2 separate regions of the Mus musculus genome follow, and region 2 is linked to region 1. A link is a loop called in an ENCODE intact Hi-C map of the cell type or tissue named here. Cell type or tissue: left cerebral cortex. All regions are shown on one strand. Each heading gives the region's core, and the rest is flanking DNA. Links, peaks and the distances in the headings are about the cores only.

Region 1 (5,000 bases), core at 1-5,000:
GCAGACACCTTCCCCAGTGACTGCTCTGTGTGGTTACCACTTCCTTCCAGGATGGAGTACCCTTGATTTGGAAGTGCTCAGGAATGATTGTGCACATCTATCGACCTCTGCATCAAAAGGACCTGTTTACATCTTGACGGATCTTACTCTGATCATCTAGCATAGTATTTGCCAGATGTTTTTCTTTTTGTAGCTAGACACCACAGTGAGAATAGCATTTCAGAGGCTGGAGAGATGACTCTGTGGTTGAGCGGTGGTGGTGCACATGTTTAATCCCAGCACTTAGGAGGCAGAAGCAGGAGAATTTCTGAGTTCGAGGCCAGCCCGGTCTACAGAGTGAGTTCAAGAACAGCCAGGCATGCACAGAGAAACCCTGTCTCAAAAAAACAAAAACAGAACAAAAAGCACTGACTGCTCTTCTATAGGCCCTGAGTTCAGTTCTCCGCACACATGGCAGTGTATAATTGTCTGTAACTGTAGTCCCATGGGATGCAATGCCCTCTTCTGATGTACAAATGTGCATGCTGACTAAGCACCCACATACATAAAATACATAAATAACTCTCTCCATCTCTCTCTCTCTCTCTCTCTCTCTCTCTCACACACACACACACACACACACACACACACACACACATACACTCCTCTCTCTGCTCACATGATCTTTCTCTTCCCCCTCCCCCGCCTCTCTCCCCATGGTGACTTCCCTGGCTTCCATCCTTGGGGCTGGTAAACTCATCTGAGAACAGCTTCCCAGTAAACCTATCTATGTAAACAAACAAGAAAGAAAGAAAGAGAGAGAGAGAGAGGGAGAGAGAGAGAGAGGGAAGGAAGGAAGGAGGGAGGGAGGGAGGGAGAGAGAGAGAGAGAGAGAGAGAGAAAGAAAGAAAGATAGATGTTTCTTATCAACTCTGGTTTAAACTTAGGTACGCAGCTTATATCTTTATATATGTATACATATATGTGTGTGAAATATAAATTGAAGCTTAGTATTAAGAAACAGTACTTGAAGTCGAACATACGATTGTTTTTCTTTCCCTTTCCATTCTTCCTTCCTTCCTAAGTCATACTGTGTAGTTAGTTCAAATGGAAATTGATGTAGCCTAGTCTGGCCTCAACCTCCGAAGCCTCCCAACACTGGGTTACAGGCATGAACTACCATGTTTAGCTCTGCCTCCTCCCTCCCCTCCTCCTTGCCCTCCTCCTTTTCCTCCTCCTTTCCCTCCTCCTCCTCTTTTAATTTTTTTAGATTCTTTTTTTAAATATATATGGCTGTTTTGCCTGCATGTCTCTGTGTATCATACGCATGCCTGGTGCCCACAGAGAACAGAAAACAGCATCAAGCCTCCTCAGAACTGGAGATACAGAGGCTGTGAGCCATCATATAGATGTAGGGAATCAAACCCATGTCCCCTAGAAAAGCAGCCAGTGCTCTTAATCACAGAACCATCTCTCCAGCCTCTCTTTTGTTAGGGCAGTTTCATTCTGTAGCTCAGGCTGGCCTTGAACTTGTGGCACCCCTCCTGCCTTATCCTCCAGAATGCTGGGATCAGAATTGCACCACCACGTTCTTGTGAAATGAGAGACCTAGGCAGCCTAAGGTCCTCTTTAAGCATAGTGGGAGGTTAAAGTTGAATTGAGATTATGATAAGGAGCCCGTGTTACCTTAATCCCTAGAACTGAAATCTGGAGGAAGCCTTTGTCATAGATAAGAAAGCTTGTGATCCTGTAAGAGCAGAAGCATGGCATTGTTCAGTGGCTCTGCTTTCTCAGGTTGCTCTCCCTATCTCTTCCTCGTCCATGCTTAGGTGCTTCACATCTCTTCCCTACGTACCTGGCCAGGTGCCGACAGTATTTACACAGCATCCCCGCCTCTCTGTGCCTGGAAATCCTGGAAAACATCTTCTCACTGCTCCTCATTACCTCTGCTGACCTTCACCCAGAGCCTCACCTTCCCGAGGACTATGCCGAGGACGAGGACATTGAGGGGAAAGGCCCCTTGGGTTTGAGGTCCCCATCAGAGAGCCCTCAGCACATAGCCGCAACTGAGAGGAGGTCAGAGCGGGCTTCCATGGGACCCAGGAACCCTGCTCATACAGTGCCCGGCTGTCCAAAGGCAGAGCCGAAAGACAGTTCACCAGGGCCTCACAAGCACAGCTTTTTGGATCTGAAGCACTTTACTAGTGGCGTGAATGGATTCCTGGCCGATGAGTTTGCAATGGGAGCGTTCCTCAGCCTTCTTCAGGAGCAGCTCACTGAAATCAGCAGCCACCGCACTCCCGAGGAGACAAAGCTGCCGGAAGACCAGAGCTGTTCAGCGGCCAGAGATGGACTGCAGAGCCGCCTGCACAGGTTCTCAAAGGTTCTCTCCGAGGCACAGTGGCGGTACAAAGTGGTAACGAGCAACCAGGGCTCAGGTGAGAGGAGGGGTCGGAACTAGAAAGTCTAGAAAGCGGGGAAAGGAGAAAAGCCCCAGCAATGTGGACAAGGGGCGGGCATATGGGAACCACACCCTAATCCGAGACATATGACCTTAGCAGCCCAGGGCAGTGCTACAGGTCCCAAAGCGTAATGAAGATCACCCCGCCTGTTTCCACAACGCTCAGATCAAAGCTGGTCACCATGCCTGTGTTTGCTGTTTCAGAAGAGCAACCTTCCCGAAGATACCGGCCCATTGCCACGAGGCATTCTAGTCTCCGCCGAGGTCGTCGGACCAGAAGGACCCGGGCAGGTGATCTAAAGAACTCTTGTCAAGCCTTGTTCCCATTCACCTGACAGAGAGGCATGCCAGTGCTTGTCTGTTCCCTTAAGCTGAGCATATGGTCAGAAACACAAACGCATCCTCCCACTCCCACAGTCAGCTCTTAACAGTTTCTTACACAGCCATGCAGAAACTTTCCATGCAACATAATGTACATATCCTTTCACATATTCCCACATACACGCCCACATACATACACACACACATGCACAGGTTGTAGACTCTCTGGGAAGGCGAAGGTTGACATGAGAGAAACCTGGGAAACTGCATGGTGGTGGTGGTGTCACTCAGCTCTGATGCTCTAAGCTGGTTGGCTTGGGACACAGGCAGAGTCTGCATCCACCTGAGTCACCCAGCCCACGAGTGTACACTCAATTTCCTTTTCTCCACAGCTGTTCCTTTCCACAGGGCTGCCTCAGCAGTGGGCCAAGGGGACACTATTGGTGGGTGACACGGCCTTCATAAGGCCACACTAAGGGACAGACAGCCTCCATTGGCACTGAGCAGCTTTTCCCCTGGGCAGCCTTCTGCAGGCCACGGCCGGCACTTTATTTCCTCCCTTTTCATATCTGAAGATACATCCTCTATGTCAGAAAATGTCACGACCCCTTCTTTGCACCTCATTGTTGCCTGTTCATGATTTTACCAAACTATCACTAGTACTTTGTCTTCAGATGTTGGTCACAAGCTCCCAGGACTCTTAAGACCCCACATGGTAAAAGCCATTGGTATAAACTGCTATCCTGTACTCGCCCTTTAGCCTCAGTCTGTCTAGATCTTGACTTGTAGTCTGATTTCACACTTTGTACGCTATAAGGAGTTGCTGACTAAATTTTCCAATCTATTACCTCTAGATGGCCGGGAAAGAGGCTCCAACCCATCCCTGGAAGGGACAAGTAGTGAGCTGAGCACAAGTACTTCAGGTGTGTGCGTCCCAGCCTGCTGCTACCTGCAGACAGCTTGCCCTCGTGCACCCTTGCCATGCCCTGCGCTGCAAACACTAGAACTGAAACTTTGCTCAAGGTTTATTCTTGCAGAGAGCAGCAGATGTCAGCTGGGAAAAGGCTCTCTTCCTTAGTTAAGTCACCCAGTAGTAAGACAAAGGTTCAAGGAAGGCAGTTGGTACTTATATTCTAAGATGGTAATACATGTTTGCCCTTCGTACATGAAGACATGACTGGCAGTTATTTAGGGAAAGGAAGAAGAGTGCTTCATTAAGAGGCTCTTTCTAACCCAGGCAGTGGTGGTGCACGCCTTTAATCCCAGCATGTGGTAGGCAGAGGCGTTCAGATCTCTGTAAGTTTAAGAACAGCATGGACTACAGAGTGAGTTCTAGAATAAACAACAACAATAAAAAGTCATTTGCAAACCTTTTATAGAAACTATAGGAATATGGAGAGATGACAACTCTGGTTTTTTTCTTAATGTCTCCAACATCCTTACACCTGAACAGAAGGGAGTCTGAGTGCTGTGTCTGGGCAGGTGGAGTCAGACAGCCGGTTTCAGACCCAACCTCAGAGTTCGATCATCCCCATGATGTTCTCCACGCCGGAGTCTCTGCTGGCATCCTGCATCCTCAGGGGGAACTTTGCAGAAGCCCATCAGGTAAGCAGAGCCATAGCCACACCTCATCACGGTAAAGCATGCCAAGTGAGCCCCTAAAGGGTTGTCACATCCGGCCTCAGGGATAGCTAAATATATGTGGCATCAAAAGTACTTGGGGGTGCTTGCAAGAGGTCCCCCTGAGCAAAAGAAGTAGAAAGGAATGTCTGTGTGTACAGGCCCCGTGCTCAGCACTGCAGGCCTAGAGGCATTGAGTTACTTGTGTTCCTAAGAGAAGTGGCATGTTAACAAAATACAGTAGCCACAATCTCACTACCTCATAACAGTGAAACTTTTGTTTCTTTCTTCATACTTTTGTGAACATATCTGTGTTTTTATGTAGTTAAAAATCAGAGCTGGTCGTGGTAATGCACACCTTTAATCTCCACACAAAGGAGGCAGAGGCAAGTGGATCTCTGAGTTTGAGGCCAGCCTGGTCTACAAAGCAAGTTCTAGGACAACCAGGGCTACACAGAGAAACCCTGTCTTGGAAAAAAAAAAAAAACACAGTGCAGATAACTTTTGGTAATAAACAGAATGACAGCTGATTCACCATACAGCATACAAGTAGCAAACTGGAGTACCCTGCTGGTATGTAAGGAAAATATCATTCAAAAGACTCAAGCTCTCTGAGCCT
Region 2 (7,829 bases), core at 1,628-6,627, 120 kb after region 1:
AGCAGTTTAGATGACATGGGAAGGACCGAAAGAAAAATGACAGTCTCATGGACAAGTCGTTATCCCTGCCGCCATAGGGGAGAGAGATATCACACTAGTGAGCAGACGACGTGAATATTGAGTTTGTTTTGCACAACAGTGGTGATTCCAGAATCACTGTGGAGACTGTGTTGATAGACATTCACATTGATGAGAGAGCGCCGGTCCTCCACGAGGTTGGGGAGGAAAAACAGTTACAAATGATTGTTAATTTAAACCTGTAGTAGGGATGTTGTTGGCGTTAGAACCAAATAATTGTTATGCTGGGCTTTGTCCTCAGCAATAGTATTTCCCTGGGTACGAAATGCCAACACAGTAGGCACCCTTCAGGCACAGTGAAAGCAAGTCTCCAAATATAGCTAGGCCTCTAGGGGTAGTTAAGTGTTACTACCCCAAATCAGGGGAAAATGGGAAGGTTATCCTAAGCAGAGGGAATGCCTCTACAAATGTACAGAAGCAGTAATAAGTGTTTGAAATGCACCTGTCTTTTCTAGAAGAGAAGAAGAAGCTGGTCAGAGATTTTGATGAAAAGCAACAGGAAGCAAATGAAACGGTGAGGACAGGGAGCAAGTACTTGTTTCTTGTACTTGGTTTTGGTCTTTTCTAGAAATACTATGGCTTCATAACAGGTAACCTTTTCCTGTCTTCTGACCTTGATTTTGACTGTTTCTAAGTCACTTTTAGGTTCTCTTTTGTTATTGTGATGAAACATTCAGACAAAAGCAGCTTAAGGAAGAAAGGATTTGTTCTGGCTCACAGTTCATGTGGTAGAGAAGTCAAAGCAGTAGGAACTTGAAGCAGTTGATCACATCACAGAGAGTGATGGTGAATGCATGCTACTGCTTAGCTCCCTGTCTCCACTCTATCCCAGATCCTAGGTAGGGGATGGTGCTACCCACAGTGGGGAGGCCTTTGGATTTTTGAGTGATACAGTCAAGATAATCCCCCAGAGACTAACCTAGGCTAACAGGTGTGTCCAGAAGTTTGTCTTCCTAGGTGATTCTAGATCCTATCAAGTTAACAGCACTAACCATTGCACTTATTAAATGAGGCTAACTTGTGGGAATGGGTGTTGAGCTGGCTTAACAACACAAATAGGTAAAGTTTGAAGATTTCTGAAGTACAAGCCTTTGCTGACACATTCCGAGTATGAGTAGTAGGGGCATTCCCGTACCTTTGCTGAAGCTGCCCACTGAGATCAGTTACTGACCTTGGTTAAACTTACTGACACAGAAGATATATAATTCACGGAGCATGCATCTATGTACATGCTCTTATTTGCATTGTTAGGTATAGAGCCTAGGTCTTTATGCATGCTTGCTACCACTGGTGCATTCATCAAATACTTGTGTTTGTTGTGAAAGTGCATGTGTCTTGTGTGGCTGCACATGCATGTGATCTCCTTCTTCAAATTCCATCCACCTTGCCTTTTCTTTCTCTTTAGTCTTTAAAACCGGTTTTGTCATTGCCCTGGAACTTGCCAGCCAGCACTGGGACTATAAGCACACGCTGCCATCCCCAGTGTTATCTGCATGGTTCTGGACATTGAATTTAGGTCCTCACATTTGCAGGGCAAGCACCTTCCTGTCTCTCCAGCCCACCACATGCTTTCGTGAGTGAATGTCTGCTAGAAACTATGTCAGGCACTTCAAGTGGATGTGGCGTTTGTGGCCTCTGCCACAAAAACATACTTGTTATTTTGGATACCTATGCCCAGGTTAGGGGAAAAAAAGGCTGTCTACTTATCCCTTTTGGCTTTCCTAGTTGGCAGAGATGGAGGAAGAACTACGATATGCACCCCTGACTTTCCGTAACCCCATGATGTCTAAGCTGAGAAACTACCGGAAGGACCTTGCTAAACTCCACCGTGAGGTGAGAAGTACACCTCTGACAGCCGCTCCTGGAGGCCGAGGAGACCTGAAGTATGGCACGTATACCTTGGAGAACGAGCATTTGGTAAGTGTTAGCTGCTCCTTCCTTACGGGCCTGTGGTACAAGAACTAGAGGGTTTATGTTGTCAATGTATATTGAAGTCTCGGGTTTCTGTTTTCTTACTCTTGGCCTCTTTCCTGCCTCTAGTTGCCATTCTCCACTCTACTTGCTGCTTTTAAACTCCAATCTGTCTAACTATGTGCCTAGAATTCTTTGTGAGCTTAGATAGACAGGTAGATAGGTAAACAGACAGACAGAGCAGTACTTTGTCTCTCCCAAACCTAGAAACTGTTCCAAGCTAGACTCTGTATTTTGACCTGTTGGTCGAATTCATTTTCTTCTTGGGCTTTTCTTTTTTTCATATACATTTTAGAATCATTTTCTTGGGTATACTCTCAACATTCAGTTGGATTTTAAGTGTTTGTTTTGTTTTTGAGATAGAGTCTGGTATTCTCAAGTAACTATCCCATCACAACCTCCCAAGCAGCTGCTGCTCAGTTAGATTTCTAATTCATCACAGTATTTTTTACAAGATTAATCCAAGCTTTCTGTTAGCTTAATATATCAAGATGGCCCTGAACCTGGCAGAGAAACACAGAGTACTTCTCAGTAGGGCCATTCTGACACCTTGTCTTGTAAAATCAGCCAGACTGCTTCTAAGTCAAATGATTCTGACATAATATTGGGCTTCAAGAACCCATATCTTGAAACCATCTGGAGAAGCTGACTAGTTAAAGGAATAAAATAAAAAAACTTCCAAAGTTTAATTTAGTGTGCTGTATTTGGATTATAGTCCACAAAGAGCAAAGTTCACATAGAATTTGTAAAAGGAATGGAAAGGGACCCAGCACTGCAAAATTAATATCTATAGAAGGGCTAGCAGGAAAACTGTAAATGCTATGTCAGGATGTATTTTTATTAGAGTGTGAGAAACAATGTTCTACTGACTTAACATTGCTGAAGTTTAAGCACATCTTTTGGAGAGGAATGTAAAACATTGGCATGGAGACAGATGGCAGCAAAGGTAAGAGGCTGGGAACCCCAGAGTCATGGGGCAGGCCTGGGAAGCCATACAGTGAGGAGATGGAGGAGTTCAAAATGAGGCTTCCGTCAGTGCTGCATCCCTTGGAGGCCCCATAGACCTCTCTGACAAGCTCCGTAGCTTCTATCTCAAAACACAAAACACAAGACTTGGTGCTCACAGTGATTGGACTTAGAGACTTAGAGAATGGAGAGGGTCAAGCAGCTGCAAACGGTCATTATCCAAGTCAGAGTCTGTGTCAGCTGCAATCCTCCTCAGATGGCAGCCAGACCAGCACATTTTGTGTGGCAGCATAGGCAAGCACTCATTGCCAAGGTCACAGGCATTGATGGGTTGCTGGATGCCTTGTATGGCAAGGTGCTGACTGAAGAACAATGCCAGACACTTTGTGCAGAGACCACCAATCAAAGCAAGATAAGGGAGCTTTTCAGCTTTGCTCCAGCCTAGAACCTGACCTACAAATACTTCAAGTTCCTGGGGTATGCACAGCCCTACTTGGTAGCTGATCTGCAGCAGATCTGAAGTATCTTCCCTAGCAGTGGCCCCTACATTAGTTCCTGGCTTCTTAGACACAATTTTTGAAGAGAAAACAAAACAATTTTGAAATGGATGCATGTGAGTACACCAGTGAAGGAAGGCTGAAAAGGGCAAATAGAATTTGTTAAAACAGATATTATAAAAAAAATCACTCTGGTAATTTTTTTTTCTAACTTCCCCCTCAAAAAAAGAGTATTGAAAAGTCCAAACATTTACTTTAAATTTATTAATTTCAAAACATGTAAGTCAACTTGAAAGAGGATTGTCACCATGATGCCAATACTGGCCTCAAATACCCCGTAGAGCTGCTGACTCAGCAGCCCGAGTCCATAGTATAGATAACACCTATACCTTCAGTAGGATTATCCCATGTCTATCTGAGGCTGATTTATGTAGCTAAACATGTGTGCCTTTAGTGGGACTATCCCATGTCTTTCCAAGGTTGATTTATGTGATGTTATCTTTTCTTGCTCTATTTTATGTGCGTAGGTGTCTACCTCCATGTTCACCATGTGCATGCAGTTCTCACAGAGGCTAGGTGAGGCTACTGATCCCTGAAACTGCAGTTACATATGGTTGTGAACCAGTACGTGGGTGCTGGGAATTAAACCCATGTTCTCTGAACGACAGCCAGTGCTAATCCCGGAGCCATCGCTCCAGCCTCTCTTTATTACATTATTTATTTTGTATGTATACATAAGCACGTGTGTGGAAGTCAGAGGACCACATGCAGGAGTTCCCATAACTGAACTCAGGTCTTCAGGCTTGGCACTGAACCATCTCACCAGCACCATTTTAGCTGCACTGAACCTCACTCTATTGACCAGGCTGCCCTCAGAGCCATCCTCCCACATCTGCCTCCTAGATGTTAAGATTGCAGGCGTGCACCACACACGATGGGATTTATTTGATCCTCAGTGGTTTCTTCACTTACTCGTCTGTATGCTATTTGTAAAGTAGACATTCTTATTTTAAGAATCTAATTTAAGAAAAAATTTGAGAGAGTATATAGTCCTTGAACTCCCTATTGTGCATCAGGCTAGCCTTGAACTCACAAAGATCCTTTTGCCCCTGCCTCTCTTGTGAGTGCTGGAATTAAAGGTGTGCACCACTGTTCCAGCCCAAGAGGCTAATTTTCTCTTCTCTTTTTTCTTTCTTTTTTTGATACAGGATTTCTCTATGTAACCCTGACTGTCCTGGAACTCAGATCTGCCTGCCTCTGCCTCCTGAGTGCTTGGATTAAGAATCTTAATTGTTGATGACATCTTATGCCATTTGCCACCTGCTCTGTAGTAAGTTCTGTGAGCTGAGCCCCTCTTGATTATGTGTGCTACCCCATCTCTGCCCATCTTTATTGATTCTGGCCAGACGTGGGCTGCTTTTGTAGTCGTGCTGCATTTAGGATTAAAGAGAAAAAAACTTCAGTGAAGATTTAGAGTTCTTGGGAAGTTAGGGAAGCTTGCTTGAGGTCCAGATTCCCCTTCTCTGTGAGCAAGTCACCAGCGTGATCACTTGAGAGTGCTGTTTGGCATGAGGTGATGTTCTTTTTTGGTGGTATTGGTGGAGTTCACAAACAGATTGTAGCCATAGAACTTTTTTCAAGAATGTATCAATGTCTCTAGCTTTTAGTGACTTCTATGCTGAGAAAGAATACCTTATTTATGGTCTATAAATCTTCAGGACCAGTCAAATGGGAATCTTGAGGGAACTAATTATTTTCTAGAGTTCTGGGGAGTTAGTTGTTTACTTGTGGCCCTATGAAAGGCTAGCCAGGCATGACGACACACATTTACGGTTCCAGCACTTGGATGTTGAGCCAGGAGGGTCATGATGAGTTTGAAGCCAGCTTCAATTACAGTGAGACTGTCTCAAAAAACAAAAATGAATAAATATTTGAAAAAGTTTTAACTTTTAAAGTCACAAGCTTAATCAGGTCATTTTTGCACACACTACCACCTTCTCAAGTCTGGATGCTGACTGAAGTTGCTAGTAACCAATTACAAGTTTATAATGGATTTTAACTGGTCTACAGGAAAAATGCTCCGATTTTTTTCAATCTATTTTCAGAAGTATAACAGGAAGTGGGATGTACCTGCTTTAGTCTAGGACCTTGAAGAGGATCTTATGGTTCATTAGAATCTTTGATTCAATTTTAAAAAGCACAGCTAACCAACTCTTCATACCCACTGCAGCTGAATACCCAGTCAGCTTTGGATTGAAAATATTTTTTAAAAGTATTATATTTATCCAGGCATGGTGGCACCTAGCTTTTCATCCTTGCACTTGGAAGGCAGAGACAGATGGATCTCAGTGAGTTGAAGCCAGGCTGGTCTACATAGTAAGTTCAAGGTTTGCCAGGACTACACAGTAGAACTCTGTCTCAAAAAAAAAAAAAAAAAAAAAAAATTCCAGTTTTGAGGGATCCAATACCTTCTCCTGGCATCCATGGGCACCCTGGTGCACATGTACACATGCATAAATAAATCTTTAAGAATGTTTTTATTTGATGAGCATCTATTGATGATTTTCTTGTCATGATTCTCTTGAACAATATTTACATAATATTTACCTTTTCTCAGGTATAAGTAATCTAAAGATGATTTAATGAATTGGGAGGAGAGAGAGAGAAAGAGAGAGAGATGTTATATGTAGATACTTATACATAGGACTTCAGTAGAGTGCCCTAAAATCAGTTTCCTGCAGAAAGAAAGGAAAAACTGTAGTGAAAGAAGAAAGTCACAAGGAATGTATTGACAAAAAATTCTTAATAATGGAAGTAGCCTAAAACTTTTCTTCCTTACTCCTGTCAGAATCGACTACAGTCTCAAAGAGCATTACTCCTACAAGGCACTGAAAGCCTGAACCGGGCTACCCAAAGCATTGAGCGTTCTCATCGGATTGCCACAGAAACTGATCAAATTGGTACAGAAATCATAGAAGAGTTGGGGGAGCAACGAGACCAGTTGGAACGTACTAAGAGCAGAGTAAGTCTGGGCAATGTGTAAAATCGGAGGGTCCTTCATACCCAGATGTCGTACTAAAGCCAGACACTACAGCAGTTCTGAATTCTGGAAATAACTCTTTTATTCTCTCTCTGGGAATAACAGCCCCCTCCCCTTTTCACAATTTTTAAATTGCTGGGCTAAAAGATTCCCCATTAGAATTAATACAGAGCCAAAGGAGATGGATTAGTCGATAAAGTCAGTACAGATGTCCATGCATTTGCAACCCCAGAGTTTGGGGGTAAGGATTAGAAAAAGTTGGATTTTTGGAGCTTGCTGGCCAGCCCAGTGTATTGAGAGGTCCTTTAAGGTGGTGTAGCCAGTTTTTGTGGGTTCTTCTACCCTTCCCCACCCTCTCAACCCCCAACACAAGATAGGAGAGGAAAAAGGAAAGAGAGGAAAGGGGGTGATGTTATTGTTAGGCTACTTCCTGCTGACTAGGAGTATAGAGCTTCTTGTGTCAAGTTTGATCTTCAAGATTTCTAATTTCTTCTCATCTCTTTGTGCTTAACTGCTTGAGAAACCATGACCAACCACCAACAGCAACAATCAATCCATCTTGTTTCTTGGGACTCTAGCATTTATATACCCTCTGAAAAGTCCCCAGAATTCCAAACATCACACAGTCACAGAAACTATATGCTGCTGGCAAAATCACACCCCTGCACGAGGCAAATCAAAGTCAGCTGCTATGGACAATCTGAAGTAGCCCCATATCTTATACCTGGGATTAAAACAAAAACATATTCTTATATCTCTGTGGGGTTTTTTTCCTAAGATTTATTTTTATTTTATGTGCATTGGTGTTTTGACTACATGTATGTATGTGTGAGGGCACCAGATGCCCTGGAACTAGAGCTATAGATAGTTGTGAGCTGCCATGTGGGTGCTGGGAATTAAACCTGAGTCCTCTGGAAGAGCAGCCAGTGCTCTTAACCACTGAGCCATCTCTCCAGCCCCTATTTCTGTGTTTTAAAGAAAGATAATAATGCCAAAATTGCCTACAGTGTGGAGAGCAGTCAAGGAAGGTACCCTCCATACCCACACAGATGTGCACATACAACAGACATAAACACACAAAAATACGTAGATGTGTCTATAATATTTGTGAGTTGAATCTTGCTATTTAGATCTGACTGCTGGCCTGGAACTCAGTGATCCTCCTGCCTCTGCCTACTGGGATTAAGGTTGTGTGCCACCATGCTGGGCCGCAAAGCAATAATGATTTATACTATTTCATGTCTCGCTTTATTCATGAAAAGAGAATGTGAAAACAC

The links. Peaks named below come from ENCODE experiments on the same cell type or tissue, not always from the same donor. Only the 100,000 strongest peaks of a DNase experiment are listed, where the experiment ranks them.
Region 2: it touches region 1 in a loop (3-fold over the local background); 2 of 42 quality-filtered maps call a loop at or near these places.

What each region holds. Positions count from the first base shown.
Region 1 is chr12:79,277,774-79,282,773 of GRCm38, reverse strand. It overlaps Zfyve26 (zinc finger, FYVE domain containing 26), which reads left to right. Exons shown (of 42, transcript NM_001008550.1): 11 at 1,809-2,417; 12 at 2,645-2,731; 13 at 3,616-3,684; 14 at 4,215-4,366. Among named protein-coding and RNA genes, the nearest start is that of Zfyve26, 16 kb to the left of the region's middle. In left cerebral cortex, for the core only: no CTCF peak of the experiment used is centred there; a DNase peak (open chromatin) is centred at 2,895.
Region 2 is chr12:79,159,114-79,166,942 of GRCm38, reverse strand. It overlaps Vti1b (vesicle transport through interaction with t-SNAREs 1B), which reads left to right. Exons shown (of 6, transcript NM_016800.3): 2 at 534-592; 3 at 1,804-1,995; 4 at 6,361-6,534. Among named protein-coding and RNA genes, the nearest start is that of Vti1b, 9.4 kb to the left of the region's middle. In left cerebral cortex, for the core only: no CTCF peak of the experiment used is centred there; no DNase peak of the experiment used is centred there.